Regions from separate parts of the Homo sapiens genome. Here all the other regions are linked to region 7. The links are chromatin loops, found by intact Hi-C in ENCODE. Cell type or tissue: heart right ventricle. All regions are shown on one strand. Region 1 overlaps UPB1 (beta-ureidopropionase 1). Region 2 overlaps ADORA2A-AS1 (ADORA2A antisense RNA 1). Region 3 overlaps SPECC1L-ADORA2A (SPECC1L-ADORA2A readthrough (NMD candidate)). Region 4 overlaps ADORA2A (adenosine A2a receptor). Region 5 holds the start of LOC105372960 (a long non-coding RNA gene). Region 6 overlaps UPB1 (beta-ureidopropionase 1). Region 7 overlaps SPECC1L (sperm antigen with calponin homology and coiled-coil domains 1 like).

The links. Peaks named below come from ENCODE experiments on the same cell type or tissue, not always from the same donor. Only the 100,000 strongest peaks of a DNase experiment are listed, where the experiment ranks them.
Region 1: a loop joins it to region 7, with 13 times the contacts of the local background. A loop is called at or near these places in 84 of 110 quality-filtered maps.
Region 2: a loop joins it to region 7, with 2.6 times the contacts of the local background. A loop is called at or near these places in 11 of 110 quality-filtered maps.
Region 3: a loop joins it to region 7, with 6 times the contacts of the local background. A loop is called at or near these places in 30 of 110 quality-filtered maps.
Region 4: it touches region 7 in a loop (2.2-fold over the local background); 27 of 110 quality-filtered maps call a loop at or near these places.
Region 5: it touches region 7 in a loop (2.1-fold over the local background); 16 of 110 quality-filtered maps call a loop at or near these places.
Region 6: a loop joins it to region 7, with 7 times the contacts of the local background. A loop is called at or near these places in 30 of 110 quality-filtered maps.

The regions. Positions count from the first base shown.
Region 1 is chr22:24,523,420-24,527,419 of GRCh38, reverse strand. It overlaps UPB1 (beta-ureidopropionase 1), which reads right to left. Exons shown (of 10, transcript NM_016327.3): 9 at 3,647-3,801; 10 at 1-1,709. The coding sequence ends at 1,626. Among named protein-coding and RNA genes, the nearest start is that of GUCD1, 30 kb to the left of the region's middle. RefSeq lists an enhancer at 1,502-1,681. In heart right ventricle, a CTCF peak has its summit at 1,786 (motif pointing right); a DNase peak (open chromatin) is centred at 1,799; H3K27ac peaks cover 1,293 bases.
Region 2 is chr22:24,483,363-24,487,362 of GRCh38, reverse strand. The region is part of intron 1 of ADORA2A-AS1 (ADORA2A antisense RNA 1); the gene reads left to right. Among named protein-coding and RNA genes, the nearest start is that of ADORA2A-AS1, 9.7 kb to the left of the region's middle. In heart right ventricle, a CTCF peak has its summit at 1,535; no DNase peak of the experiment used is centred here.
Region 3 is chr22:24,419,178-24,423,177 of GRCh38, reverse strand. All of the region lies in intron 18 of SPECC1L-ADORA2A (SPECC1L-ADORA2A readthrough (NMD candidate)), which reads right to left. Among named protein-coding and RNA genes, the nearest start is that of ADORA2A, 6.4 kb to the left of the region's middle. RefSeq lists enhancers at 1,166-1,775, 2,386-2,995. In heart right ventricle, a CTCF peak has its summit at 1,612 (motif pointing left); a DNase peak (open chromatin) is centred at 2,939; H3K27ac peaks cover 2,497 bases.
Region 4 is chr22:24,430,498-24,434,497 of GRCh38, reverse strand. It overlaps ADORA2A (adenosine A2a receptor), which reads right to left. Exons shown (of 3, transcript NM_000675.6): 2 at 762-1,367. The coding sequence starts at 1,093. SPECC1L-ADORA2A (SPECC1L-ADORA2A readthrough (NMD candidate)) reads right to left here. Exons shown (of 20, transcript NR_103546.1): 19 at 762-1,367. It overlaps ADORA2A-AS1 (ADORA2A antisense RNA 1), which reads left to right. Exons shown (of 7, transcript NR_028484.3): 5 at 2,064-2,236; 6 at 2,936-3,601. Among named protein-coding and RNA genes, the nearest start is that of ADORA2A, 4.9 kb to the right of the region's middle. RefSeq lists enhancers at 2-131, 552-1,101. In heart right ventricle, no CTCF peak of the experiment used is centred here; a DNase peak (open chromatin) is centred at 1,902; H3K27ac peaks cover 4,000 bases.
Region 5 is chr22:24,401,142-24,405,141 of GRCh38, reverse strand. The region is part of intron 14 of SPECC1L (sperm antigen with calponin homology and coiled-coil domains 1 like); the gene reads right to left. All of the region lies in intron 15 of SPECC1L-ADORA2A (SPECC1L-ADORA2A readthrough (NMD candidate)), which reads right to left. LOC105372960 (a long non-coding RNA gene) reads left to right here and starts at 2,483. Exons shown (of 2, transcript XR_938082.3): 1 at 2,483-2,617. RefSeq lists an enhancer at 3,646-3,705. In heart right ventricle, no CTCF peak of the experiment used is centred here; a DNase peak (open chromatin) is centred at 2,441; H3K4me3 peaks cover 747 bases; H3K27ac peaks cover 3,583 bases.
Region 6 is chr22:24,501,225-24,505,224 of GRCh38, reverse strand. It overlaps UPB1 (beta-ureidopropionase 1), which reads right to left. Exons shown (of 10, transcript NM_016327.3): 3 at 3,012-3,099. Among named protein-coding and RNA genes, the nearest start is that of UPB1, 7.9 kb to the right of the region's middle. RefSeq lists an enhancer at 1,569-1,838. In heart right ventricle, a CTCF peak has its summit at 1,919 (motif pointing right); a DNase peak (open chromatin) is centred at 1,904.
Region 7 is chr22:24,323,036-24,327,035 of GRCh38, reverse strand. It overlaps SPECC1L (sperm antigen with calponin homology and coiled-coil domains 1 like), which reads right to left. Exons shown (of 17, transcript NM_015330.6): 6 at 2,609-2,816. SPECC1L-ADORA2A (SPECC1L-ADORA2A readthrough (NMD candidate)) reads right to left here. Exons shown (of 20, transcript NR_103546.1): 6 at 2,609-2,816. Among named protein-coding and RNA genes, the nearest start is that of SPECC1L, 54 kb to the right of the region's middle. In heart right ventricle, CTCF peaks have their summits at 1,617 and 1,816 (motif pointing left); no DNase peak of the experiment used is centred here; H3K27ac peaks cover 1,968 bases.

The sequences.
Region 1 (4,000 bases), 200 kb before region 7:
GTCTGTCTCTTACCAGTGTCTTGACATAAAGCAGGAATATGGTCCCCACCCCTTTTTTTTTTTGGAGATAGGCTCTCACTCTGTTGTCCAGGCTGGAGCACAGTGGCGTGATCTCAGCTCACTGCAGCCTTTGCCTCCCAGATTCAAGCAATTCTCATACCTCAGCCTGCTGAGTAGCTGGGATTATAGGCATGCGCCACCATGCCCAGCTAATTTTTGTATTTTTAGTAGAGACGGGGTTTCGCCGTGTTGGCCAGGCTGGTCTTGAACTCCTGACCTCAAGTGATCCACCTGCCTTGGCTTCCCAAAGTGCTGGGATCACAGGCATAAGCCACCCCACCACACCTGGCCCAGTCCCATTTTACAGATGTAAAAACCAAGGTGTAGAGAAGTGAGTAATCTGATGTGTAAAATGGAGCTCAACCACATTAGCAGAACTAGCAGAATTAGTAGGTGATGGATAGAGATATAAAAGGATTTAGTGCAACAAATTACCTTCTATGATGATGGAATCTGGTCAGGCAAGTCTGATATCCACAGGACAAGCCATCAGAAAGGGCAGGCTGGAACTCTGGGCACAAACTGATGGCTGATGGCTAGTCTCGCACATAAATAACTATTGCTGCACCATGCCATGGACTACCAACTACCCTCTTTACCCTGACTCTATGGAAATAGAGTCATTGATGCCTTTAAGTTCAATCAAACTAGGGAAGAATTCTAAAAAAATCCAGAACCAATGCAGAAAACTCATCTTTAAGATTCTATTTTTCTAGAACCACTTTTGGCACCAAAATCTGTATCAGTCAGATTCAACTAGAGAAGCAGAACCAGTAGGGGATATATTGAGATTTATTGCAAGGAATTGACTTCAGTGATTGTAGGAGCTGGCTAGTCATGTCTAAACTCTGTGAGGCAGGCTATCAGAAGGGCAGACTGTCAGGAACTCTCGCCAAGCACTGGGCTGCTGTCCTCAGGCAGAATTTCTTCCTCAGGGAAACCCTTAGCTCTGTTCTTTAGGCCTTCTGACTAATCAGGTCAGGCTGACCCAGATTATCTGAGATAATCTCACTTACTTAGTCAATTGGGAATGGACTTCTGTCACATCTACAAAATACCTTCACAGAAATACCTAGATTAGTGTCTGATTGAATTACTGGTGACTGTGGCCTAGCTAAGCTGACACATCCAAAGACCATCCGACCCACCACAGCCTTGCTGTAGGCTCAGGGTCTCTGGATCAGCCCTCACCCTCTTCCCACTGGTGTACGGGATGGACAGCATCATCTGCCTAACCTCAAATCCACCTGCACAAGCAGTACCTGGGCATTTTTTTTTTTAGTTGAGGTAAAATTTACATAACAAACATTCTGAAGTATACAAATTCAGTGGCATTTAGTACATTCACCTCTACCTAGTCCCCAAACATTTCCAATACCCCAGAAGTAAGCAGCCCCTTACCCATTAAGAAGTCACTCCCCATGCCACTCTCCCCCTGCCTGGGAATTTTAAAACCAACCTGGACAATGTTATTGGGGAGAACCTGGACATGTTAAGCCTGCCACACTTGCTAATCCACTGGGGCAGAGGTGTCTTCCTCACCCCAAGGCAGGCACTGAAGCCGGCTACTCTTTCACGATGGTGGGGCTGTAGTTGGACTTGACAGCTTCGGCGAGCTCCCGTGCGTACATCTCATACCTGCCCGTCATCTGAAAGCAAAACACAGATGTACTTTAGAGGTTCTGGTTTTATAAATCCCCATCACTTACACGCCACCACCTCTTGCCACTGGAGGGCAGTCATGGGGCAGGAACGCATCAGGAAGGCTCGTTGACAGTGACCTCTTGGCACTGATTCTAGTACTGTGGCAAAGTTCACAGATGCTACAATGACTCATACAGCCCAGCATTGGCTGCTGTGACCCCTTCGACCTGTCTATCCAGAAAGTGTGGTCTGCTGAGGCAGGATGGAGAAGGGGAGTCCCGTGGTCCTGTTGCTCCCCAGAAGAGCATCCTACAGCCCAGAGAGGAGTGACCTGCTCCAGGTCACTAGCCAGTTGTAGAAAAGGCTGGGATTTGAACCAGGGGCTCCTGGATGGGCCTGGAGTTCTGTCTACTCCATGTGGCATCTCATCGTGGATACAGAGGCTGGTGGAGTTGGAAAGCCCACCCACAGTGCTCACACCCAGCACACCCTCCCTCCCTCCCTCCTTTCCCAAGGTGGATTACTCCCAAAAGCCTTGACAGGAGCTCAGGCCCATTACCAAAGTTGGGAAGGCTTCTGCTTCTAAGAAGTGTCTAATGAGAAAACATTTGGTTTACTGCTCCTGGGATACTTATTAAAAAGAGTTGGCCAGCATTCTTGGCTCCCTTCTGATTTGGGTGGAATCCTACATTCATCCTAGTTGCCCAGGAAGAGGAGAGAGAGGTCAGGAGACTCTCTCATGCCCAATACCTTGTTTGTCTGACAAGGATCCGAGACTGAGGAACCCATGCTCAGAAAACAGGATCAAGGCCAAAAGCCCATGTCTGGGTGGATTAGAGGCCCTGGTGGTCTTTTAGTCACACCGGGCAAAGTCAGTTATAACAATGGACATTTGCATATACAATTTGCTTATAAAAGGTTGCTGAGGCAGGGCACAGTGGCTTATGTCTATAATCCTGGTATTTTGGGAGCCCGAGGTGCGAGGATTGCTTGAAGCCAGGAGTTCAAGACCAGCCTGGGCAACATAGTGAGACTCGGTCTCTATAAAAAATTTTAAAAATTAGCTGGGTGTGGTGGTGGTGCACGCCTATAGTCCCAGTTACTCGGGAGGCTGAGGTGGGAGGATGGCTTGAGCCCAGGAGGTCAAGGCTGCCATGATCTATGGCTGTGCCATTGGTCCAGCCTAGATGACAGAGCCAAGACCTTGTCTCCATGCCCCCTACTCCACCAAAAAAGAAAAAGGGGTGCTGAGTTGGTGGAAATACTTTCGGACACTAATACAGCAAACTCTGAAGCTGTGAGCCTTTCTAGGGTGGAGTCCCATCCCAGGAGGGCAGACATCTCCATTCCTCTGACTCCTGACATCACAGGGCATTAGGTGTCAAAGCCAGCATGGGACCTTCGAGTTAAGCCCCGTATTTTACAACTGGGAGTACTAAGGCTTGGGAGCACAAGGGGCTTAATTAAGGTGACCAAGGAAGGAAGGCTGTGGCAGAGCCAGGCCTAGATTCCATTTCTCTGCATGACCCATTTCCTGCTATCGTCAAGGCCTAGACTGCAGGGACTGGCCACAAGCAGAACCAGACATGCATATTTATCTTGTGATAAGTGCAAATGCCTGGAAAGGAAAAAGGATTAGAGGAGCCAATCCATTCTATTCTCTGGACAAATGAAATTGAGATTAATTTGTCTGAAGGCACCCAGAATCTAAATCAGATGAGAGGAGAATTTATTGCAGCCTGCTGCTTGTACATTGTTTGACCCAACTGTTCCTCCCGGGAGCCAGCAAGGAGGCAGAGATTCAGCCCTCAGCTCACACAGAGCCCTCAGGTGGGAGCTGGTACCTCATGCTGCCATGGGCAACCCCGCAACAGCAGTTCCTGAGAGCAGGATGAGGGCCAAAGCAGAGGAGCAGGCAACAACAGGGGTCCTGGGGACCTACCTTGAAGTTCCAGACATCATTCACCTGCTGGCAGAGGTTTAGGTCGAGCTTAGCAACTAGCAGTCCATCCCGGCTACGGGACAGCCCAGGAGTCCGGCTGCTGTCAGGGGCTGCCACATAGCTCGAGCCATAAAAGTAGCCAAAGTCCTGGTGAGCTTTAAAGGAACAAAGAAACACATCTGTGAGCTTGTGTAGATGCACTGTGGGCTCCACAGAGGGTCAGGCACCTTGAGGCAGGCCCAGGACACGGAGTCCATGCCATCCTCCCCAGTGTCTGCCAAATGCTGAGGCCCAAAAGGCCTGTCTCTCATCTCAGGCCTGAAGGCCCAGCAAATTGCTGCAAATGGCCCCCTT
Region 2 (4,000 bases), 160 kb before region 7:
CTCACTTGTGTGGGAATACCATGGGTCCCATAAGGACTGAACTGGACTAGAAATGAGAACACCCTGGATATGAGTGCCTTAATCACATGGGGTGGGTCTCACTTGTGTTGGAATACCATGGGTACAATAAGGACTGAACTGAACTAGAAATGAGGATAATGATACCTTCCCCACTTTCTTGAAGGAATGGAATAAGCTAAGTTGAAATATCTTTGAAAATCTATATAGCATTATCTCTATAGATGCTATTTTTAATCAAGGAGAAGGTGTTTAGATATAATTCTTCCATGGCAAATTATAAATATACCATCTTTAATGTACTGGATACTTATCTTTGCGTTGTTTTTTTCAGTGGTGATAATGGCTTTGCATTGAATCATTTATAGTCTTTCCACCAGTTCTTCTCGGGATAAATAGCATACATTTGAAAGATCGGTAATTTTGAGAAGGCTGCATGAGACCATGAAACAAAGCAAAGCTGACTAGCCTAAGCTGAACTCCAGTCCATGACTCATCACTAGTTTGTCTAATCATTTAGGATAGCAAACTAAGCATAGGCTTATGTATGACAGGAATGCAAAATCCCAGGTTGAATTTTTGGGCCCCAAATTTCATGAAGTATCAATGTGATAAATCTTTCTCTTTACCACTTCCTCCCCGCTAAAACAATTGCAGAAGTATGCATTGGGCCTAGCAGCAGTACGTGTGGCTGAATTAGGGGTATTGAGTTGACTAGAAGCTCAATGTGAGTCAACAGTGTGTGTGGCTGCCAAAAAAAGCTGATATAATCTTAGGTTGCATTATGAGAAGTATAGTGTGCAGAACACAAGGAAGATGACTATCTCATTCTGTTCTGTGCTGACCAGAGCACACCTGAAATTAATCTAGCTCTGGGATAGCTACACGACATATAGATCATCTTGAATATGCAGAAAAGAGAGATCTAACAGCAACAACAACAACAAAATGTTAAAGGCACTTGGAACATATATTTAGCAAAACAAGGCAAACAAACTCAGGAAGGATATTGTCACTTCATTCAGATTTCTGAAGGGGCCACATATAAGAGGTTTTTATTTGTTCCACATGTCCCTAAGGAGAGGAGCTGGAGTCAATGGATAGAAACTAAGGGAGGAGGCCAGGCGTGCTAGCTCACGCCTGTAATCCCAGCACTTTGGGAGGCCGAGGCGGGTAGATCATGAGGTCAGGAGTTCAAGACCAACCTGGCCAACATGGTGAAACCCCGTCACTACTAAAAATACAAAAATTAGCTGGGCATGTTGGCATGTGCCTGTAATCCCAGCTACTTGGGAGGCTGAGGCGGGAGAATTGCTTGAGCCAGGACCCGGGAGGCAGAGGTAGCAGTGAGTAGCAGTGGGCTGAGATCGTGCCACTGCACTCCAGCCTGGGCTACAGAGCAAGACTCTGTCTCAAGAAACTTAGGGAGGATATTTCAGGCCAATACAGTTATTTTCATTGGGTGATATAAAAAAAAATGAAATAGGCAGTCTCTGCAAGTGATGAGTTCTCATTCAGGGTGTTCAGGTACGGTCCAGATGACCACTTGGTGGGAGTGTTGTAGAAGATAGTCAGTCATCAGATGGGTAGTTGAATTACAGTCTGTGATTTCTGTATATTGCTGTAATATGAACCAAGAAAACCTTAGGGATGTCAAATCCAAAGAACCATAAATAAGCCAAAGAACGATACAAGACAGCCTGGTATTTGATGAAGTAAAAGTCAGTAACTGTGAGTTTACTGAAGAGCCAGATGATGGGAAGATTTTATTATTAACTTTTTTAAAAGTATGTTTGGTTGGATTTGGTTTAAAGGAAACACTTTATTGCAAGAGTATTTGGACCCTAGTTTCTGGAACCTAATGGTGAAAAGAGTTCTGGTCCCAGAATCTGGGGATGAAACAACTACCTCATGGTTGCAAAGAGCAATTTCAAATTGGAAGTGGTTGTATCTGGAGAATCGTAAGGGGACAAAAATCGATGGGGGTTAAGAGGTCAAATAGGTACACAGCCCGGGGCGAAACAAGTGTGTAGAAAGAATTATGTATTTGTTAAGTTAGGCCAAACAGACTTATGTTCTATACTTCACCATCTGCAGATAATTGGCATCTTAAAATACTTTATACTGAAGCTAAGTAGATTGTGTACTCTGAGAAGCTATAAGGTATACTAATGATTCATTGTGGAGGGCTTACAGTATTGTAATAACTTACCAGGTTCTCTGCCCCAGCAACAAACTCAACCACTGGCAAGTTCAGCCCCACCTTAAACACTAGACTAGTTCTGCCCTCACTCCTAGAATCTGAGTCCTACTTCAGATCTCAACCTTGCTTGCTGCTAGCCCTGCCTGAATTAATGTCCCAAATCTAATAACTAGTTTAGGGCATTAAACCTTTTTGTGGCTGGGCATGGTGATTCACACCTGTAATTCCAGCACTTTGGGAGGCCAAAGTGGGAGGATCTCTTGAGCCCAGGAGTTTGAGACCAGCCTGGGCAACATAATGAGACCCCATCTTTAAAAAAAAAAATCAGCTGGACATCATGACATGTGCCTATAGTCCCAGCTACCTGGGGGGCTAAGGTGGGAGGATAACTTGAGCTCAGGAGGTAGAGGCTGCAGTGAGCCGTGATTGTGCCACTGCACTCCAGCCTGGGTGACAGAGTGAGAACCTGTCTCAAAAAAACAAAACAAAACAAAAAAAACCCTTTTGTGCTCTAATCTTGAATCTCTTGTTTCCTTAAACTCAAGTCTCTTTCTGATATCTCAGTGCACAGCCCCCTTTTAAACTTAGCATTGCCAAAGACTTGAATCTGGAATCTGAATTTTGTGTCCTGCTACCTCTTTTCTGTGAGTTGTTTTTTGGTTTGTTTGTTTTGAAATGGGTTCTTGCTGTGTTACCCAAGCTGGTCTCAAACGCTGGGACTCTAGCTGTTCTCCCACCTCAGCCTCCCGAGTAGCTGGGACTACAGGAGCACACCACTGTGACTGGCATATCCTGCTACATCTTGCCAGACTAACATAGACTATTTCCTAGACTGCCATTGCCAAATCCCAGAGCCCCAGAGCCCCACCTTTGTGCCTGTGTGAGTGCAACAGTTACAGCCTTCAGTTCTAAGAATCAGGAATTCCTTCATCATCCGAATCCTCTCTTACAGTCTCATGTTTCTCTCTGATCCCAGTGAGTTGGTCTGACCACACATTCTGCACCTAGGGAGCCAAACTGATACTGGCCTGTGTTGGAGCAACACACTGACGACCCTTTTCTATACTCAGCCTCTGCAGTCACTAGCCAAAAAGAGCTTCTTGCCGGACTTCCAGGCCATGCATCTGGGCAGCACAGCCCCACTATGTACTTGTCCTGTCCAGACTCTGGAAAGAGTTAGTTTCAGTAGTCCATGGCAAGCTGCACAGTTTGTCTTACAGATGGCTTACAACCATTCAACATTTATTCTCTTAATTGCTTAGATGTGTTTTGTTTTGTTTTTGTTTTTGTTTTTGTTTTGAGACGGAGTCTCACTCTTGTCGCCTAGGCGGGAGTGCAGTGGCGCGATCTCGGCTCACTGCAACCTCCGCCTCCCGGGTTCCAGCAATTCTCCTGCCTCAGCCTCCCAAGTAGCTGGGATTACAGGCATGTGCCACCACACCCAGTAATTTCCATTTTTTTAGTAGAGACAGGGTTTCACTATGTTTGCCAGGCTGGTCTTGAGCTCCTGATCTCAAATGATTTGCCCGCCTTGGTCTCCCAAAGTGCGTAAACCACTGTGCCCAGCCCATTGCCTAGTTTTGTAAACAAATATTAAACGAACCAGACATTGGGGTCAAACATGAATAAGTCATATGGTGCTTCTTCTCATAATTATGATAATAATACCTTCCATTTCTTGAGCACCTGCTATGTGCCGGGCACTGTGCCAGGCCTGTAAGTGACAGATTTTATAGGGGCTGGAAAGTGCATTGTGAGGGGTAGGAGGAAAAGCTGGAT
Region 3 (4,000 bases), 96 kb before region 7:
GAGGTGGGCGGACCACGAGGTCAGGAGATTGAGACCATCCTGGCTAACAAGGTAAAACCCTGTCTCTACTAAAAAAGTACAAAATTTAGCCGGGCGTGGTGGCATGCGCCTGTAGTCCCAGCTACTCGGGAGGCTGAGGCAGGAGAATCGCTTGAACCCGGGAGGCGGAGGTTGCAGTGAGCTGAGATCACGCCACTGCACTGCAGCCTGGGGGACAGAGCTAGACTCTGTCTCAAACAAACAAATAAATAAAAAAGAAGTCCTCACTGCTGCCTCTGCCACTATGGTCCTGTGGAACTCTGCTGTTCCTTATCAGAGTTGGGCTGGATCCATGCCCCTGTGTCACCCGTTCCCCAGTGTCCAGCTGTGCCCAATGCCTGCTCCTCAGATCTTTCCATGGCTCCCCAGGTCCTGAGGGATAAAGGCCAGCCTCCTGAACACGGCGTTCAAGGCCCTGCCTGACCCTTAGCTCCCCCACCTTTAGCCCTGCCCTTCCTTAGCCTGGCCCAGGTGCTGGTCTTGGCAACAGCTGTTATCTCAGTTCAAAGATGTGTCCCCAATTTCCAATGCCCCCTCTGCCTCTCCCCATCCCAGACTCTGGGCCAGAGACCCTCTTGTTCTTCCAGCTCCTGGTGCCCAGTGTGGCCTTGATCCTCCCCTACTTCCCTGAACAAGGAGGCAGGGAGTCCTGTCTGCACCACAGACTAACTGGGAATTTTAGAGCCTGAGGCTGGGAATTCCCCCCCCATCCCCCCGCCCCACTCGCCTATTTTCTGGAGACTTCCAACTGGGAACAACTTCATGTCCAGCCCTCCAAGCTGTCCAAGGGGACCCGCCTTCTACCCTTGCATCTGGAGGGATGTGGACTAATCCCAACTGTTCACGACAGGACAGGCTATGTCAGACAGCCGGGGCATTGGTGGCCAAAGGCTTTTGGGAATCCTTGCATTCTAGAACCTCTGGGGACCAGTGGGGTCCTGGCTAGAGGCCCAGGGTGGAGGGGCTTGCCCAGGGCCAGGCTGGACCCTAAGGCTGAAGGCAGAATGGGGGCATGACCTCTATCACAGCAGCTACCACTCACTGCAGGGAGGAGAGGGTGGGTGGGAAATGGGCACACAGGCACCTGGCCAGTGTGTTAGGAGAAGCATGGGGCCCATGGCAGTGACCATTGCTTACCCAGATGCAGCCTTGAGCATCTGGCAGCCTCCCTGGCTTATTCCTGGGATCGAAGCCTGGGCCCCCGTTCCCATTCAACTAGCCCGGCTCTCCTGGTCCTTGTGTTCCCTAATGTCCAAGGTGGAGGAGGAAACCCTGGGATGTGTGGGGACCTAGACAGCTTGAGTTAAACTCCGAAGGGCGAGACCCACATGAGACTCTTGGGGCGCTGTCCCCAGGTCTTTCCAAGGAGACCTGGCCCTGGTGCCCCCCTCTCTGTCATCCTGGCCTTTGCTGACCCTCTATTCAAAGGAGCTCGCCTTCTCCCATGGCCCTGGCTTTCCTCAGTGGAGGAGCTCCCCCTCCAGGTGGGGACACCGCCCTGGGACCAGCGGCAGGGGCTTCCCTGCAGACCTTCCAGGACCCATATCCTCACCTGTAAAATGAGTATCTTGTGTCTGCCCTGCCCCCTCCTGGAGGTTAAGTCAAACCACAAGGTAGGGGTGAGGGATGCTGACGGCCATGGGGCCCTCCCTTGGCCCCATCCTTGGCCCCCCCATCCTTGCTTCTGGGGCTCTCCACGAGGTAAAACCTCTCCTCTAGTGGGGACAAACCCCTCCCGCCCACACCTGCTGGACCCAGATTCATTCAAGCCCTTACTCAGCAAACATGCACGGAGCGTCCTGAGTCTTCCTGAGGGGCTCAGGGGGCTCACGAGGCAGAAACCAGCCCTCAGCCGATTCTGAGGGTCTGTCTCGTCCCCCAGTGTGGACCCCAATGACTCCTCTGCCATTCCCATCCTGGGGCCCGCAACCTTCCTGCGTGGACCTTCCCATGCATGGTCTAGCCATGTGCACCCCAGTCCCACAGCAGGAGGGTTGCAGCCGCAACGTCCTCACGCAGGGAGTGATGGCTTTGTTCCAAAGCTGGTCCTCAGGGTCACAGTGCCAAAGCCCTTAACATTCACCTCTAGGGCTCAAGGGGCAGTTCCTCCATTCCTCAGCAGTGGCGCCGGTGGAACTGTGTCCTGAGGCCAGGGGGTGGTCAGGCAGGGCCTGGAGTGGCTCCAGCCCCAGAGCCAGCTCCACAGTCCCCACAGCCACCCATGAGGAGCCAGTGCCAAGGAGGCTGTGATGGGCCGGCTCAGGCCAGGCCCCCACCCTTCCCCTACTGGGCTCCTCCCTGGCCCTTCAGAGGCAGAGAGCCCCGCGGTCCTGTGTCATCTGTCAGGTGCTTTGGCCCAGGTCTCCAGCGCTGCCATTGCCCAGAGACGGCACAGGCCAAGCTGTCCAGTTCAGGGATGGGGAACGGCACCTGGCAGGGCTGTCCCCAAACTGCCTGCCCCACAAGCCAGCTTGTCTTCTCCAGGGAGGGGCCTGTGTTCTCGGCACCACGTGCCTTAAGGCCACCTCCTCAGTCTTGGCCTTGCTGCCCCCTTGCCAGCCCCGTACCCACCTCAGCTGAGTGCTGTCCTCAGATACCAAGGCTGTGGGGCTGGGGGAGGTCCCTGTGCAGGTGCCTGGGCTGCCCGCCTCCCCCACCCCCAGGCCCAAGGGAGCAACAAGGCTGAGGGGCAGAAGCTCTCCAATTGCAACCACTGCCCTTTGGTGGGCACGGGGAGGCCCCTGGCAGGCCCCAGCTTCTGGCTCCAGGCGTTGGTTTCCCTGCCCAGCCCCAGGCAGGCTTTGAAAAGGCTGTGGGCGCCCACCCTTCCTTCCATCCAGGCTCCAGATCCTCAGGCCCGGCGGCGGCGGGGCCAGCTGGGCCTCCCCAGCTCCAGGATTCCGGCCCTTTGTTCCTGCCCAGGATGCACCTGGTGGCCTCTGGCCCTCATTGTTTGCTCTGAGGCCAGCTGAGCTGCATCAGGAGCAAGACATGCCAGGCCCAGGACAAGCAGCCAGTGAGCAGGGGAAGGGTCCCTGGAAACCAACTGGGTCACCCTGGGTGCTCCCCAACTTCTCCAATGGGGCAGGGACCTCACAAGGCTCCAGTTTATCCTAACAGAGGTCCTGCAAAGGCAGAAGAAACATACGGAGGAAGTGATCTCCGAGTCACTGGTCATCATCCTCCAACTCACCCCACCCCACTCAAGATGTTCACCCCATATCTGCTTCTGGGTGTCAGGACAAACAGCAACCCGCTAGCAACCCGGCCTTGGGGATGATCGGCGTAGATGTGAAAGCAGGCCCTGAGGGGAGTGGAGCCCTGGCTCCAGCGTGGGCAGTGACAGTCCTCTGCAGCCCTCATGCCGGGGCTTGCCACTCATCACCCCGATGGCTCTAAGCCACCTGCCCGCTCTCCCTGTGGCCCCAGCCCCATGACCTGCCAGGACTGTACCCCATGTCAGAGTGCCTGATATGAGGGCCCAGAAGGGGGCCCTGCTTTGCAGAGGTGGAAACAAGCCCAGCACATCCCAAGTGTCGGTGGCTGACCTGGGGAGGACCTGTGTGTCCCGACTCCTCAGTGCTCTTCCTGGCAGAAGTCTTGGGTGCAACCCAGCCCTGCGATGGCCTGTCCTTCCCCTCAGGGCACACCTGCTTCCTGCCTGGTGGGTGCCTGCCTTGGCCCTTCTTTTCTGCTTGGCCCTTAAGACTGCAGACCCCCTGCCACCCCTTCCTCACAAACACGGGAGGGTGCAGACAAAAGACCAGACCTTTCAGCACCTGCTCTGGGCCTGGTGCAGTCAACTGGCAAGCTGTGCCCGGTCTCTCCGCACCCCTCCCCCTGCCTCACAGCAGGCTCCCCGAGGCACTCCCAGCCTGAGAGGGCTGGTCAGGTGGAGTCCTCTCCTGTCAGGCAGGAGAGATGGAGTCCTCTCTTGTGCCCGGCCCAGCTCCTGTAGATG
Region 4 (4,000 bases), 110 kb before region 7:
GGGTAGGTGGAATCCATGCCGAGTAATTCAGCCTCTGGGAAAATCTTCATTTGCACAATTACTTGGCTGAAGTCACTTCACAAAAGATTCACCATAAAAATCCCCTCCAACAGCCAGCCCCTGAGCACACTGGCTGCCTCTAAGACGATGAGTCCTTGGTGACTTGAGGAGCAACAGAATTTGCATATAGGTCCAAGTGACTCACTGTGGCATTCAACCAAGTCACTTCCCCTCTCTGGGTCATTTTCCTAATGTGCACACTGCAAGGCTGGCCCAGAGGATCTGGGGGAAGGCAGGTGGCGGGCGGCTCCTAACTCTGAGGTCCTATGGTTTCCCCTGGCTCCCCACTCCACCCCAGCATCATCCGGGAAGTTTTGCTTGTGTGTGAGGAATGGCCCAGACACACCCGCTGGCAGCACGTGGGTCACTGGGACCACAGCTCCCTGCTAAGCCCAATGCCAGACCCTGGCCACACTCATCTGCCAAAAAGCAGAGCACAGTTGGCCTCAGGCAGCCTAGGGGAACCCAGGCCGCCTGGGAGGGCCAGGCTGCCCTGCGCCCATAGGGGTCAGTCAGTTCGGCATGACTGCTGGCCACGTGCTGGCCCTGGGGAGCCCCTGCTGAGCCTGGGGCCCCGTCGCCAGCTCACCATGCTGACACTGCAGACCAGGCCCTGATCCCAGGCTCACCCTGGCTCCGGGCACAGACCAAAGCCTGGGCACCAACAGCCTTTGCACAGATGTAACCCCGGCCCTGCTCACCGGAGCGGGATGCGGATGGCAATGTAGCGGTCAATGGCGATGGCCAGGAGACTGAAGATGGAGCTCTGCGTGAGGACCAGGACGAAGCAGGCAATGAAGAGGCAGCCGTGGCAGGCAGCGCAGAACCCGGTGCTGATGGTGATGGCAAAGGGGATGGCGAGCACACCCACTGCGATGTCGGCCGCCGCCAGTGACACCACAAAGTAGTTGGTGACGTTCTGCAGGTTGCTGTTGAGCCACACGGCCCAGCACACCAGCACATTGCCCAGGATGGCCAGCACAGCAATGGCCAGCTCCACCGTGATGTACACCGAGGAGCCCATGATGGGCATGGCCACAGACGACAGGCAGGCTCAGCACGGACGCGGGCTGGGCCAGCTCACGGTCCATTGCTGCAGCCCAGCCGCCCGCCTGGCTCCCAGCCCGGCCCAGGCGGAGGGGCCCAGACCCCTGAGCCCCTTCCTCACAGGAGCCAAGTGCAGCCCTGCTGGGGCGCTCTCCAAGGGCTTTTTCACAGAGGACTCTGAGTCTCCTGAAACCAGGCCCTCTGCAGGGGTTCTGGCAGCAGCATCATGGCTCAGCCCAGCTTCAGGGTTCCTGAGGCACCTGCAAAGGGACAGCCGATGAGAAGCTGAACCATCTGCAGAGGGCGAGCCCTGCGGAAAGTGCCACCCCTTACCCCACACTTGGCCCCCTGAAGACCCTATAGTTTCAGATCCCACCCTACCCACAGGCCAGGTGTCAGCCTGAGGATGGCCCCTGACCCCGCCTAGCCCCATGCCCTGCCTGGTCTGCTGTGGTCATAGCCAGGAGGCGAGAGAGGTGGGAATTTGACCCTCACTTTAGAGGAGGACACCCAGAGAAGTCACTGAGCAAGGCTGGTTCCCCTGGTCCAATAGAATTCCCGCTGAGACTCCCACACAAACCCCTCCCAAGGAGGCAGCCCCTTCTCCCAGGCTCTGCAGAATGAGTACTGCCCTAGCTGGGCCCCTGCCAGGACTCCAGCTCACCCCAGCACTATCCATGGCTCCCTGCATTCCCTGCTCTGCGCATTGTTGTCACGGTGCCTCCCACTCTGGACTCAGGGCCAAGGATCAGATGTGGTCTGTTTTTTTCCTGGGGGAGCCAGAAACTTGTTAAAGTCTGTCAGTGTTGGCCCCCCCATGCTCAGCCTCTCAGGCCTCCTGTGGCAGCTTGGCCAGTCTCCTGGGTCCTGGATCTCGGCCAGCCCCATGACACTCCCTCCCAGAAAGGCCCCTCCCTGCCCAGGCTCTCCCAGTCCCACCCACCTTCTCTCGCCAGGCCAACTTCTCAGCCCCCCTGGCCTGCTCCATCCCGTCAACTCTCCCAGGAACTACCAGCACCCACCTAAGGGACACCAGCCGCCCTGTGAAAGGACAAGCCAGAGACCCCTGGAGCTCGGATGTGGAAGGATGTGGGGAGCTGCCTGGTCCTGTCTCCCACTGCCGCAGAGGGTAAGCCCTCTCATACTGCGCCCGAACCCGCTGCCTCCAGGTGCCCCTGCCAGTCAGCTGCAGTCAGGGCAGGGGCGGCGCTGCAGCTGACTGTGAGCTTCCACTCGGAGGGAGCTGCCTCACCTCCCTCCTCCCACGCCCTCTCCCCCACCTGCTCCTCTGCCTGGCTGACACCAGGAATGACTAACGGGAGTTTGGTCCCTGGCAGAAAGCAGGTACGGAACCAGGACTCACTGAGGGACTCTGGGCAAAAATGCTTTTCTTTTCTGGGCCTCAGTTTCCTCATTGATACGGTGAGGCAGCTGGACCCCAAATGACCTCTAGGGGCCATGCCAGCTCTCACCCATGATTCTATGAGAAGGAAATAAACAGATTTAAAATGGCTCCCCCAGAGTCAAAATGGAATTACTGACACCCCTCAGAAGCAGAAGTTTTGGTTCCCCAGCAGGCCTGAGCCCAGCCCCAACTCCCAGTGTCCCCTTCGAGCCTGTGAATGGTCTGGATCCAAATGGACCTCTGCCCGTTAAATTGCCCCTCTTTGAGAGCTAAGAGGCCCCCAAATCTACCCCCTCCAATCCTGAACCCTCATGGGGCCCTATGAGTGTGTTGCCAGCCGCCACCACCTGCCTGGGGACAAGAGGTCAGAGGCTGCCTTTCACGTGGACTCGGGCAGCCACCTCGTCTCTCTCTCTCTTCCAGGACATGAGGGATGGAGCAGGACTGGCAACCTGGAGAGGAAGTCACTCCTGGTCCTGAGCCCTGTTCAAAGGGCCAGGCTCCCCTCTACCCCATTGTCCATGTGACAGAGCTCAAACACACAGACCCCAACTTTCCCTCCAACTCCAATGCTGTCGGCACCTCAAGTGGCTGGAACAGGATTGGCACGGGCTGCAGCCATACCTGGGACTGGAGGTTCTCCTGCACCCAGCAGGCCCTTTTGCCCCTACTAGGAGCCTGGGAATGGAGCATTGACACAGAAGCAGGAGGAGGAAGGAGAGAGCAGAGCCAGAAACCCTGCAGCAACGGAGGGCCTGCAGCAGCTGGAGAGGGCCGAGTCCTCCCAAGCCCCTGCTTTCCATGGAGCACTTGCCAGGCAGCCATTCACAAAGTGTGTCGTTGGCAGGGATGCACCAGACCAGCTCTCCTGGCACCATCCCTGGCCACACTCAAGGAACACAGTTATCCCTGATGCTCTTGGCCTCTCTCCCTGAGCAGTACTCACCAGGGCCCACCTGACTCACGATAGCCCCTGCCCAACAGGTACAAGTGGAGCTGGTGCTGGCCCCGGGCTGCCTCCCACCCAGGTGCCTGGCCTGTGGCTCCAAGGTGGACTCCCAGGCCCAGCACCACCAGCAGCAGCAACAGGCGACTGTCCAGTGAGGCCCAGTGGGCCACTGAGGAGCCGCCTCTACCCAGGGATCCTGCCTCCCACCACGGCCCTCTCTAGGGCATCTGCATTGAAGGATGCCACAGCCTTCTGCCAATCTGACCATCCCAGGCTAGAAGGCTGATGCAGCCCCAGACCACGCTCCAGATTCAAGGGCCTTGCTGGGGGCAAACAAGGTGGAACATAACACGTCTGCCAAAGTGAAGGAGGACTCCCCAGTCCCATCACCCAGAGCCCTGCTGGTGGGGTCAAATCATCGGCGCCTGCCTCACGGGCTGGACTGGTGCCATGCCAGCTGGGATGCCCAGTTTGGGAGAAGCCTGACCAGGGCCTCTGTTTGGCAAGGCTTCCCTGGCAGCCCTGGGTACCTGCCTGTG
Region 5 (4,000 bases), 78 kb before region 7:
ATTTGGATGCCACAAGGCAGAGCTTTCCACCCCAGCAGGAGGGCCGGGGCCACCAGTGTGTGGATTTGTTTTCTGCAGGCCTGCAAAGATCTTATCAGGATTGGCATACAAACAGAAAAATGAAGGGCCTGGAGTTGTGTTCTTCCACTAACAGTAATGGGGAACCTCCATGTTGGAGAGCAGGAGACACAGTGACACCCTAAAATCTGTGGCCCCAGCATGGAATCCACAGGTGGACGTGGCCATGGCCACACATCTAGGGACAGCCTGTGGGAAAGGGCAGAGGGCCTGGGGATGGGCTGCTCTTTTTGAGGATTCATTTGCACACTCAGCGAGTCCTCACCTGGGGTTTCATGGGTGGGCGGGCATCTTGCTGGACAGGGCTGACACACGGACTTGACATGGGCCAGGGCTCAAGGAGGTTTAAAGGGAAGAGTGGCTGGACTGGGGTCAGAACAGCCAGGAGCAGGGGGAGGGCAGTCAGAGGCCGGCTGGTCAGTGGCTGCAGAGGTCCGTATCAAGTTGGGCTGGAGTGGTGGGTGGGAGATGTAGGGCTCCAGAGATACTTGGCAGCTAAAGCAGACTAGACTTGGCAACAGACTGGCTATGAGGAGGGAGAGCGCATGCAGTGCTCCGGATGGGCCTTGGCTTCTGTGGGCAGAACCAGACGCTGGTGGTGGCCTTCACAGAGGCAGAGCTCCCTGGAGGAAGGTGGGCACTGAGCAGATGAGGGGTGTGTTTTTGTCACCTTAAGTTCAAGATACCTTGGAGATACCCAAAGGTGCTTGGTGGTGCTGACACGTGAGTCAGGAGAGCAGTGCGGAGAGACAGAAAGTGCGGCATCATCGGAGTCCTGTATGGGATCCCCTAGGGATGGTCACAGTGGGCCATAAGCAAGAAGGAGGCCTCGGATCCAGCCCCTCAGCACTCCAACAAGTAATGGCCATGCTGAGGAGAACAGCCTTTAATGGAACACAGGGAAGGGCTGGGGGTTGGGGGAAAGAAACCAGAAGGCAAAGGAAGAGTGTGTTTAAAACAGGACAGAGTGGTCAATGCAGCAGTGATGTGGAGAGGCCACAAGGACTTCCAATCTCCTGCAGTTAGAAACATATGAGTTGCCATGAAGCAACAGGAGCAATGGCGAATAAAGGGAAGAGCAACCACAAATCAGGTTTGTGTGCTTTTAAAAAAGGGAGGGAGTCTCTCACTATGTTGCCCAAGCTGGGCTTGAACTCCTGGGCTGAAGGGTTCCTCCTGCCTCAGCTGCTCAAGTAGCTGGGACTCTGGCCGTATGCCTCGCAAATGAAATTTTCAGAAGCCAGAAAAGCATGAAATTAGATGAGCCATAATAGTGTTACAACTTTCACAGATATCCCTTCTTACGAGTTTATTTCACAGACCTTGCCTAGAAATAGCATTTCTATTTAGTAAAAGTGGCGTTTTCAGTGCATAAGGAAAGTCCTTATCTTCCAGGGGTTTCCCTCTGAGGGAAGGCCATTTACACTTTGCTGAAGAGCGGAGGGGCTGGAGGGCCAAGGGCCTTCCACTCTGCACTCATGTCCTGATTCCTACAGAGACAGCTTCTGATGGAGGCCAGCAGAGCCCTTTAAAGTAAGCTATTCTCAAAGCCAAAACTCACACTTATTTGAGGGGAAAATGCACATTAACGGAAGGAATTTCTATTGTTCACTATTCACAGGCAATGGTGGCAATCTAAGAAGAAAAAAATTAACTTTTTTAAAATAATAGAGACATAGAAAACATATTACTTACTAATTATAATGCAAGTTTCTTACCGATGAATTCAGATTTTGCACTTAGTTTTTTTCAGGTCAATTTAGAGCTTTTCTACTCTACGAGATAATTCCATGTTTGGATTAGGGTCGACAAAACAAGAGAGATGACATGTGCCAGAAGAAACTTTCAAAACGGCCTCTGCACAGACTCGAATGAGAAGCTCTGCCCCATTTTCTCCTAAGGGCACACATCCTTCATCCAGGAAATGTCAACTAAGAGATGTGACAGGGGACAGACAGGGCCTGTTTCACAGTGCCATTTGCTGTCCTTTCTACCCTCATAAAGACTCCTGACAGCCTCACCCCTCCAAGGGACTGGCTGGGTGGTTTCCACTCACTGCTTCTTGACCAAGGATGGAAACCCCAACTGTAGATGTGACCCTGCCTTCTGTCTGTGGCCTTAGGGTGGGATGTGAAAGCCAAGAGATTATACAAATCTCCACAAAAAAGATTAAAAATATGTCATAAAAGATCTCTAAATGTTTTAATTTGTTTGAAGTTTAATTAAGGGCCATAAAATATACTCCCAAATACCACATGCTCTTTAAATAGCTATTAAGGTTCTGGTCTATTTAAGGAAATGCCACTTTTATGGACACAGGGCAAGAAGCCAAGGGCTCTGATTCATCTCTCTGCTGACACATGCAAGCATCCACTTCCTCATGCCTGTCTGAGCCGTGCAGAGCGCTGTCCCCAGGTCCACCTTCAGGCAGAGGTGGTCCTCACTGGTCCTCCAGCTTCACAAGGACACCACACTGTTAAGCTGCAACCCAGTGCACTCAGAATGAAACCTGCTGGGGATCACAGCCCAGCCTCATGAGGTAAGAGTGAGTTACTAACAAAACCCTGGCTCACGATGCCCCCCTATACTGTGGCAGAGTTTGGGAGCCTGAGTGAGGTGAGTGAGGTTCCTTTTCTGTGTAGTATGGTGGGAGAAGATATAATGTCTGAAAGAGAGTAAAAAAACCATCGAGACTGTTGATTGATATCTCTGGGTAGTGGCTGTTAAACACAGAATGCCCTGGGAGTGATGAATGGGCACCTGCCTGGGGCCGGTGGTGCCTGTGGGGTAACCTGGCCAGGCCCTCTAGCTGCTGATCTAAGGGTGCTGCCCTGGGGACTACAGTGCTTATCTCCTCCCTGAAGCAGGGCCAATCTCTGCTCCAGGTCAGGGGAGGGGAGAGAAGGGAAGGGGAGGGAAGGGGAAGGAAGGGGAAGGAAGGGGAAGGAAGGGGAAGGAAGGGGAAGCAGTACATTTTCAGGGAGAGTCTTGCCTGGCTCATCATGGAGCCCAGGTGTTGGTACTTACATGGTAAAGAGGGAGCAAGAAGGAGGCAGGGCAGGCGGCCGAGGTAGGGCAGGCGGCCGAGGTGGAGCTGGCAGCCTCTGGAGATAAGCCCTGCATGTCTTTGCTCTTGATCTAATACGGACCCTCAATCCTCACTGTGCGCTAGAATCACTGCAAAGATTTTTCGGGTTTTCCTACGCTTGCCCCACCCCAGAGACATTCATTCACGTGGTGTGAACGAGTCAGGGCATAATGTTCTTTAAAGGTACCCAGGTGATCTGAATCCACAGCCAACAGGAAGGCTCACCATTTGAAAAACTGAAGTTAGGTGTTAAGTACAATGGGGTGGTACATCTAAAATGTGACATCGGTGAGTTTATGGTGATATCTACAAAGGCACACCCAGCCTGGCTTGGAAACCACTCGTGAACCTGAGTGCTGGAAAATCAAGGGAGAGGAACAAGCACCTGATAGAACTTTCCAGACCAAACCATAGTCAAGGCAGCTGAACAGCTGACAAAGGGGTTTCTCTGTAAAGAGGAAGCCTAATGAAGGAAGGAGTGACAGAATTACCCAGAATGACTGACCTCGTTATCAGAGGCAGTGACATCACAGAAAGAGGCAGCCAGTCCTGCTGCGAATGGACAGAACTCCACAGCTGAGATGTTTCTGCCAAAAACATGAACTGGAATCAGATCCACCCTCCAGCTCTGCCTACCAGTTTACACCACGGACAACAGGATGGGGAAGGAACCAACAGAATCTGAACTGTGGGTCACTCTGTAGGATGCACAATCAATCCCGTTCCTTCAAAAAGAAACTGAAAGAAAAAAAGATTTATGAACTGAAAGAGACCTAAAAGAGACATACTTCCAAACACAATGTGAGAACCCTATTTGGATCTTAATTCAAGCAA
Region 6 (4,000 bases), 180 kb before region 7:
TTAGAGGTAAGAGAAGATATCGCAACCATGATGCAAGAACAGGATGTAATACAACAGGGACTTTCAGACCAAAAGAACACTAGTAAATTCAAAATTTGACAGCAGAAATGAAAGGTTGAATAGGAGGGCTGACTGACAAATCAGATCAAATCCACCAGAAAATTGAGCAAAAAGACAAAGTGGTGACTGGGCCCTGTGGCTCACGCCTATAGTTGCAGCATTTTGGGAGTCCAAGGTGGGAGAATTGCTTGGGCCCAGGAATTTGAGACCTGCCTGGGCAACACAGATCTCATCTTTACAAAAAAAAAAAAAAAAAAAAATTCAAGAAAATTAGCCAGGTGTGGTGGTATGCATCTATGGTCCCAGCTACTCAGGAGGCTGGGGCGGGAGGATTGCTTGATCCTGGGAGGTCAAGGCTGCAGTGAGCTGTGATTGTGCCACTGCACTACAGCCTCAGTGACAGAGTAAGACCACGTATCAAAAAAAAAAAAAAAAAAAAAAGGAGGAAATACATAACAAAATTAGGGAACTAGTCCAGGGTTCCAACATCCTAATAGTAGGACTGTCTAGAAAGAGAAAAAAAGAGGGGAAAATAATGAATGAAATAATGCAAGAACATTTCCTAGAGCTTCAGAACCCAAGTTTCTAGACTAAAAGAACCCACTGAGTGCCTAGAGTGGATTAAAATAGATATACACAATGGAATATCATTATGAAATTGTAGAGTACTGGTGAAAAAGAGAAACTCCTACAGTCTTCCAGAGAAAAACAAGTCATAGACAATGGGTCACAAATTAAAATGGCTGTGGACTACTCAACAATGCCCAAAAAACTAGAAGACAATGGAACAATGTGTTCAAACTTCTGAAGGAAAATGATTTCTAACCTAAAATTTGATGCTCAACCAAACTATCAAGAAAATTGTAGAAGGAACATATTTTCAGATGGGCAAGGCCTCAAAAAGTTTACCTCTGATGTGTTCTTCCTCAGGGAACTACTTGTTCTGAGAGTCCCTAGCTAAATGGGGGCTCCAGTACCAGAGCGGTTGGCAACCCAGCACTAACAGGAAATGAAGGGAGCTGGATGTGGTCTCTACAGTGTGCCTTTCACAGGATACATCTTGTACATGGTGGACAGCCTAATGCCTGTCTGTCCAACCCGTGACCAGGGGGTCCCTCATACGTGAAACTTGTTTATACTGGCACATGCTGTGTGGCAGCTCTTGCCTGACCTGTCCCTGCCTGACTACCACTCTGGCCCTAGGAGCCCAACTTTGTGTTTCCACCGGTATCCCAAGGAAAACCCAGCCTGGGGCAGCCCCTGGTTCTTCTCATGGAAGGTGCAAATTCAACACACAATCGCAATAGGAAACAAGTTTAAAGATTTTTTTACTTACAGATCCTGGGCAAGGAGAGTGCCATGAGTCAGGAGGGCAGTCCTCTGTCCCCAGGTCAGATGAGGGAGAAATGAAGAGTCAGAGAGAGTATGGGGCAACTAGCAGTACACATAATGACTAAGATGTGGTCACCTTAAGTTAATGGCCAAATGCCTGGATGGTCCATTTAAAGGAAGCAGCAGGAAAGTGGGCAGCCCAGTCTGCTGGTGGGAGAGAGGCCTCTTAAGTTCTTACCTCTGGCCACTTGGCTTGAGCCATCTCGGTGTGGTGTAGATCTGGAAACTGTGTCCAGCGTGACCGAGCCCTGCCGCTGGTATGAGAGAGTTAAACTTGTATTCAACATGGATGCCGAGGCAACATAAATCTATAAGGATCCACTACACCACTCCACTAAAATAAGGGTATAAACCAAGAAAGAGGAAGCTGTGGGAACAGAGAAACACAAGAGCAAGGCAAAGGGATTCCCCAGGGTGATGATGAGGGGGGATCCCAGGACAATAACTGTGTGGCCAGCAGAGGGGGCACCTGATTCAGACCACAGCAGTCACAAGGCTCTGGGGCAGATTCCTTGGAGGAGATGAAACTGATAGACTGTTTGATGCGTCTAAAACACATTAAGGGAGATTTAGGAATTGATAGAAAGTTTGGGGTTGAATGCGTGGCAAGTAGAAAACAAAGCAAACTCTAGGGAAAACAGAAAATAATTCAGGAAAAGAAATCAAAGTTCAGCCTAGCAATATAGTGAGATCTCCATCTCTACAAACTTTTTTTTTTCAATTAGCTGGGCGTGATGGTGTGCACCTGTGGTCCCAGCTACTTGGGAGGCTGAGGTGGGAGGATTGCTTGGGCCTGGGATCAAGGCTGCAGTGAGCTGTGATTGTACTCTAAGCCTGGGTGACAGAGTAAGTCCTTGTCTTAAAAAAAAAGAAAAGGAATCAAAGTTGACAAAATGGGCTGGGGGGATAGAACAAGGACACATGTATGTCGAAGGGCCAGGAGGAGGCAAGAAAGGGCTAACACTGACATCTTCCATAGGGGGAAGTCAATAGGTGATGCAAAACTAAAAAATTAGGAAGTAGCAACACTAACAAAGGTAAATTCCAAAGGAACTAGCTCAGTGTTGATGCTGGGGATAATAGCTATTTTTTGGTAACAGACCTTGTACACCCATCTGACTCTAAACCATGAGCATGTAAAACTCTGATAAAAATAAAAACCACAAAGGTACATACTACCAGGATGTTTAGATGGGGGGGCTGGCTCTGGGCTGAGATCTGAAGGTAAAGAAGTCCTGGTCAGGAGGGCACAGGAGACCAGCTGGAGGGAATTACAAAAGCCAGAGGTGAGCTGCCAGGGGCTTGGACCAGGTGGTGGTAGAGAGATGGAGAGGAGCGAATGGATTCAGAACGATGTGGGAAAACTGAAGGAATCAGACAACAGCTCGGTGCGTAACAGCAGGGAGGCCGGGGTTCCTGGTGATGTGGACGGAGAACTTTCCATGGATGAGGAAACAAAGGAGATTCTTTAAAAGTCAGGCAGCAGACACTCTTGGCAACATGGAGAGAATACACAATTGTTTGAAGGCAGCAGAGAAAGCACCATAAAAAAGACTCACTCCATGCTTCCTGGAAACAGATGATGTTGACTCCACACATTGCAGCCACCTCTACGATAGCCTTTATGCGTCTATGAAGGGCAGAGACCTGAGAATTTAAAAAGGATTAGAATCCATTTAGTTCTATTGGTAAGGCAATTTTTAGGATCTCATCCTAATGCATATGGAAAAATCAATGCCCACCTGGGCAGGTATGAGGAGTAGGGTGGGGAGGTTCTATATTTGGTTATCTCCTGATGTCCAAAATCTGCATGAAAAGCTGGAGGTGCAGAGGCTCTGGGGTCAGACACTTGGACACTGCCTCAGTTTCCTCACCTGGTAATGGGGAGGCTGCCACCTGACCTGTGGGGTTGCTGAGAGGCAGGGATGAGGATGGTGCTGCTTCCGGTCCAGGGCCCACGTTCACACCCATCTCCCAGGTCAGCCACCCCCTTGGCCCGGGACTCCGCTCCCCACTCTCCTGCCTTCAGAGGCAAGCCTGGTTCCACACTTATCCTACTTATCCTGTGTGCATCTTATCATGGAATGCCTCGCCTCTCTGGCTCTTTTAAATCCCCGTGCTTTGGTGTGTGCTGTGCCCTGGGCCAGGAATGTACTTCCCTCCTCCCACCTAATCTTCCTGGAGGTGTTATCTATGTCACATGTCACCCCTCTGTGGGCCTCTGCAGGCTCTCACAGCTATGGGCCAAGTGTCAAGGTAACTCAGCATCCCCTGGCCTTCGGGAGCCATTGTGTGCCACTGCTTTGTGTGCCACTCTTCCTCTGCTGTCTGTCACTCCCAGGACCCCACAGGCTCCTTGGGGATAGGAAGAAAGCATCCTCATTGTCTGCTTGTCCTTGGCACAATGCCTGGCTCCCAGGAGACATTCAAAAGCGTTTGTTCAAAGACAGACCAAAGGAACCAGGCTGAAAACCCAGAGCGCACAAACTCTCCACAAGGCCTATAGTCTCCTCCTTTGAGAGGCTGTGCACCCCATGGCTTTGTGGAT
Region 7 (4,000 bases):
AGTGCTAGGATTACAAGCATGAGCCACTGCACCCAGCCAGTGTTCTGGTATTTTTAAATGGCATGAATTCACTTTAACAACATAGAGCCTAGAATATTTACAACAATTATATGTGGAATAATAATTATTACAAATAAATAATAATGCTGTATTTTCTAAAGCTGGATCAGAAATAAATGGGATAAAACGTTGGCGGCAGGGGCAATTCTGGTAGGCAGTAGTTAACTTGCTCTCATTCACTGCCCCAAAACTGTGTAACAAAGTCAGGTCCTGTGAAATAAAAAGGTTCAAAATTTACTCTTTAATTTGATAAATGTGTCATATGTACCAACTTTGTACCAGGCTTTTTTCTAAGTGCTTAAGATGTAAAGGAAAGGAAAGATATAATCTTCATCCTCTTAGAGACAGAAAGGCTAGTCTTGTGTTGAGACAACAAGGGTAGATGACTTCATAAGCAAAAGATTAAACTTTAAAGCCTGTCTCACACATAAGGTACTTCAGACTCAACCTGCAAACGAAGAGTCAAACAGGCCATCTAATCTGGTTTGGGTAAAGCAGACACCAAGCTGAGTAGACGAGTCTAATGCCCTGATCCTTATCTCTGGAGGCAAGGATGGCTCTGGAATCAGCAAGGGAACTTGGTTCCTTGCGACCTCACACATAGACAAATTCAGGGTTTTGGACATAAGACGAGGAGTAAGGACAGAAGCTGAAAAATTTCTAATGTTGAAAACACTGGGAGTTACACCTTTCATTTACATTGTATCAATTTATATGCAAGAAATATTTCATAATCAAAACAGGCGGTCAGGCGTGGTGGCACAGGCCTGTAATATCTGCTGATCACCTGAGGTCAGGAGTTCGAGACCAGCCTGGCCAACGTGGTGAAACCCTGTCTCTACTAAAAATAAAAAATTAGCCGGGTGTGGTAGTGGGCGCCTGTAATTCCAGCTACACAGGAGGCTGAAGCAGGAGAATCGCTTGAACCCGGGGGGCAGAGGTTGCAGTGAGCCAAGATGGTACCACTGCACTCTAGCCTGGGCACCAAGAATGAAACTCCATCCCAAAAAAGCAAACAAACAGCAAAAAACAGGCAAGCAAACAAAAAATGTTAGGAGTGTAATTTCTCTTGAAATTTGCTGAAAATTGTTTTCTTTTTCTTGTCACAAAGGACATGACACATCTACTTACTGTTAAACATAATACACACATGACAAATGACAGCAAATCTCAGGACAGCTCACTTTTAACATTTGGCATTTTGATTCTCAGGTGACATTTTAAGCTACCTGGTCATCTTAGACTGATCATAAATTCTCAAGTTGCATTCATTCCTTTGCTCTTTTTCTCTTTATTGACCTTTTTTCATTCATGGCCACAGAATTCACATAATCACTGTTCTTTAAAAGGTGTTTTTCTGCCCCCGGCACTACATTTTTATTACTGTCACCTCTTATAAATAAATAAATAAATAAATAAATAAATAAATAAATAAATCCATTTAAGTAAAAGGGAAAGTGGCAGCCAGTGGAAATACTCAGACAGAATAAAATGCACTAAAAGTGTCTGTAGGGATTTGATTTAAACTTTACAATCTCTACAGTCATGACTACGTTTTTACTCTGAAATGGAATGTATTTTTTTTTCCTGGAAACAAAGGAATTTGTGCTTAAGTTCTTGTTGTGAAGACTAGTTTGCAAAACTGCCATCTAGCACGATTTGTGGTCACACAAGAAAGCAGCATTACTCTTCAACTCTCGAACCTCTAACAGCAGTTTCCTTCCTCTTCAGTGTTCCTACTGTGAGGGACACTGCCATCTACTGTCTTCAACTCAAAAGCAACATTCAAGTCGACCAAGGAAAAGAACTACTACTATGATCTTCCTATTTTTAAATTACAAATTATAACTCAATTTTTACAATGTTATTTTTATTCTAGAGATCAGGCAAACTGCTGTTCTCAATGTTATTAGACCAACTTTGTTCTGAACAACTCTGGGCACTGCCCTACTCATTTAATAATGGGTTCATAACTTTTGAGTCCCATTATTGATTATGAACCCCATTATTCTCTGACAAAAAATAATCCATTCTCGCTCTGGTTATATCTCCATCAATCATGCTGATATTGCCAGGCAGTTACCATGGACACAGGATCAATCTGTGACTTTTTCTTTTCTGTTTTGAAATAAAGTCTCACTCTGTCACCCAGGCTTGACTGCACTGGCACAATCTCAGCTCACTGCAGCCTCCGTCTCCTGGGTTCAAGCGATCCTCCCACCTCAGCCTTCCAAGTAGCTGGGATTACAGGCACCTGGCACCACACCCAGCTAATTTTTGTATTTTTAGTAGATACGGGGTTTTACCATGTTGGCCAGGCTGGTCTCAAACTCCTCAACTCAAGTGATCTGCCTGCCTTGGCCTCCCAAGGTGCTGGGATTACAGGTGTGAGCCACTGTGCCCAGCCTGGTTCGGTTTTGAACTCCCAAAGTGCTGGAATTACAGGCATGAGCCACCGTGCCCAGCCCTATTTTATTACTAAATGCAAATTATCCCCGCATGTTTAAAAGAGTAGGACAAAAAAGAATGAAAAGTTCTTATCACTTACTCTCTAGATCAGAAATAATGAGGTTGTCATGAAGTTTCACAGCACGATGTTGTTCTACTTCATCTTCAAGTTCAAAGATGGTTTCTTTCATGTCACTCCTTTCTGTTTCTTTTTCATCCAGGTCTGATCTTAATTTTTCTAACGTCATATTCAAATCTTCAATTTGTTTCTTAGCTTCTTCTTGGAAGGCTCGGTATTCATCCTCTACCTACGTAAAATTGACGATGCAGATTTAGAAAAGTTAAGAGTTGTTCTAAGGTACGTTCCAGAATTGAGGTACACACAGTTTCCAAGGGGAGCTAAGTATGAGGCACTATGGATAAACTAAAACAACCTGTGTAATAACTGTTAAAAAGTATGAAAAAGCACTCCATGGTAAGATTTTATCTAATACACTTAAACTGTTGCTGTAACACTGACTGAAATTATATTGATGTATCATTGAACTTAACCTGATTATTTACAAGGAAACTTTGGAAATTTTCGTTTCTCCTAACTTTGGACTGAAAGCATGTACGTTTGTTTAATGATTAACATGTTGTCCTAACAAAAATGATGTCATATTTGTGACGGTTCCAGTATCAAACTGAAAAAGGGAAAACAATTCTCAAATAGTGTTTTTACAAAAGTATTAGTTCACAGTAGCCTCTCAACATGTATGTGCCAAGAACTAATACAAATCTCCTAAACTGTAACTTTAAAAGTGATCACTAAAAACACCCTAAAATCTAAATTACTCAAATTTTAGCCAAAGATATATGAAAATTTATTTTAAAATCATTGCACTAAAATAACAAATAAATAAAATGTAAGCTAGAATAACTAGTATAACTAGAATAACTCATGGAAATAAACAGTTCATCAGCAACCACATGGGGTATAGATAGATCCCTGGCCAGAATGCCAGTGGCCCTGGGTAGCAGTTCCAACTGAGTCCTCACTATTATGCTGGAGGCATGTACAACAAGGGTCTGGACTGATAATTGCTAAGGTCCCTGCCAGCAATAAATCACAGGCCTCTGAGAAACAGGAGCCTCTATATGCCAAAAATATTTTTTAACTATCAACAGATCTCTATTTGAAAAACTATTACTATAGCAAGATAAGAGGAAACATGCACTGCTGATGCTACAGACTGGAATACTGACTCTCCACCTATTACACCAAAACAGATTCGAGATGAGGCGGGGGGAGGTAAAATTTCATGACCCGCTCCATAGGAATACTCAGAACTAGGGACAAATTCTGGTTTTAGCTGTAATACCAGCCATATCCTCTCACAGGCAGGAAAACAGAAACAAAATACAAGTGAGAGAAAGTGACATTATCTTAAGAATACTTTTCACACTATTCCAATAAAAGGAAACCATTCCCAAGTTTTAAAAATATCAG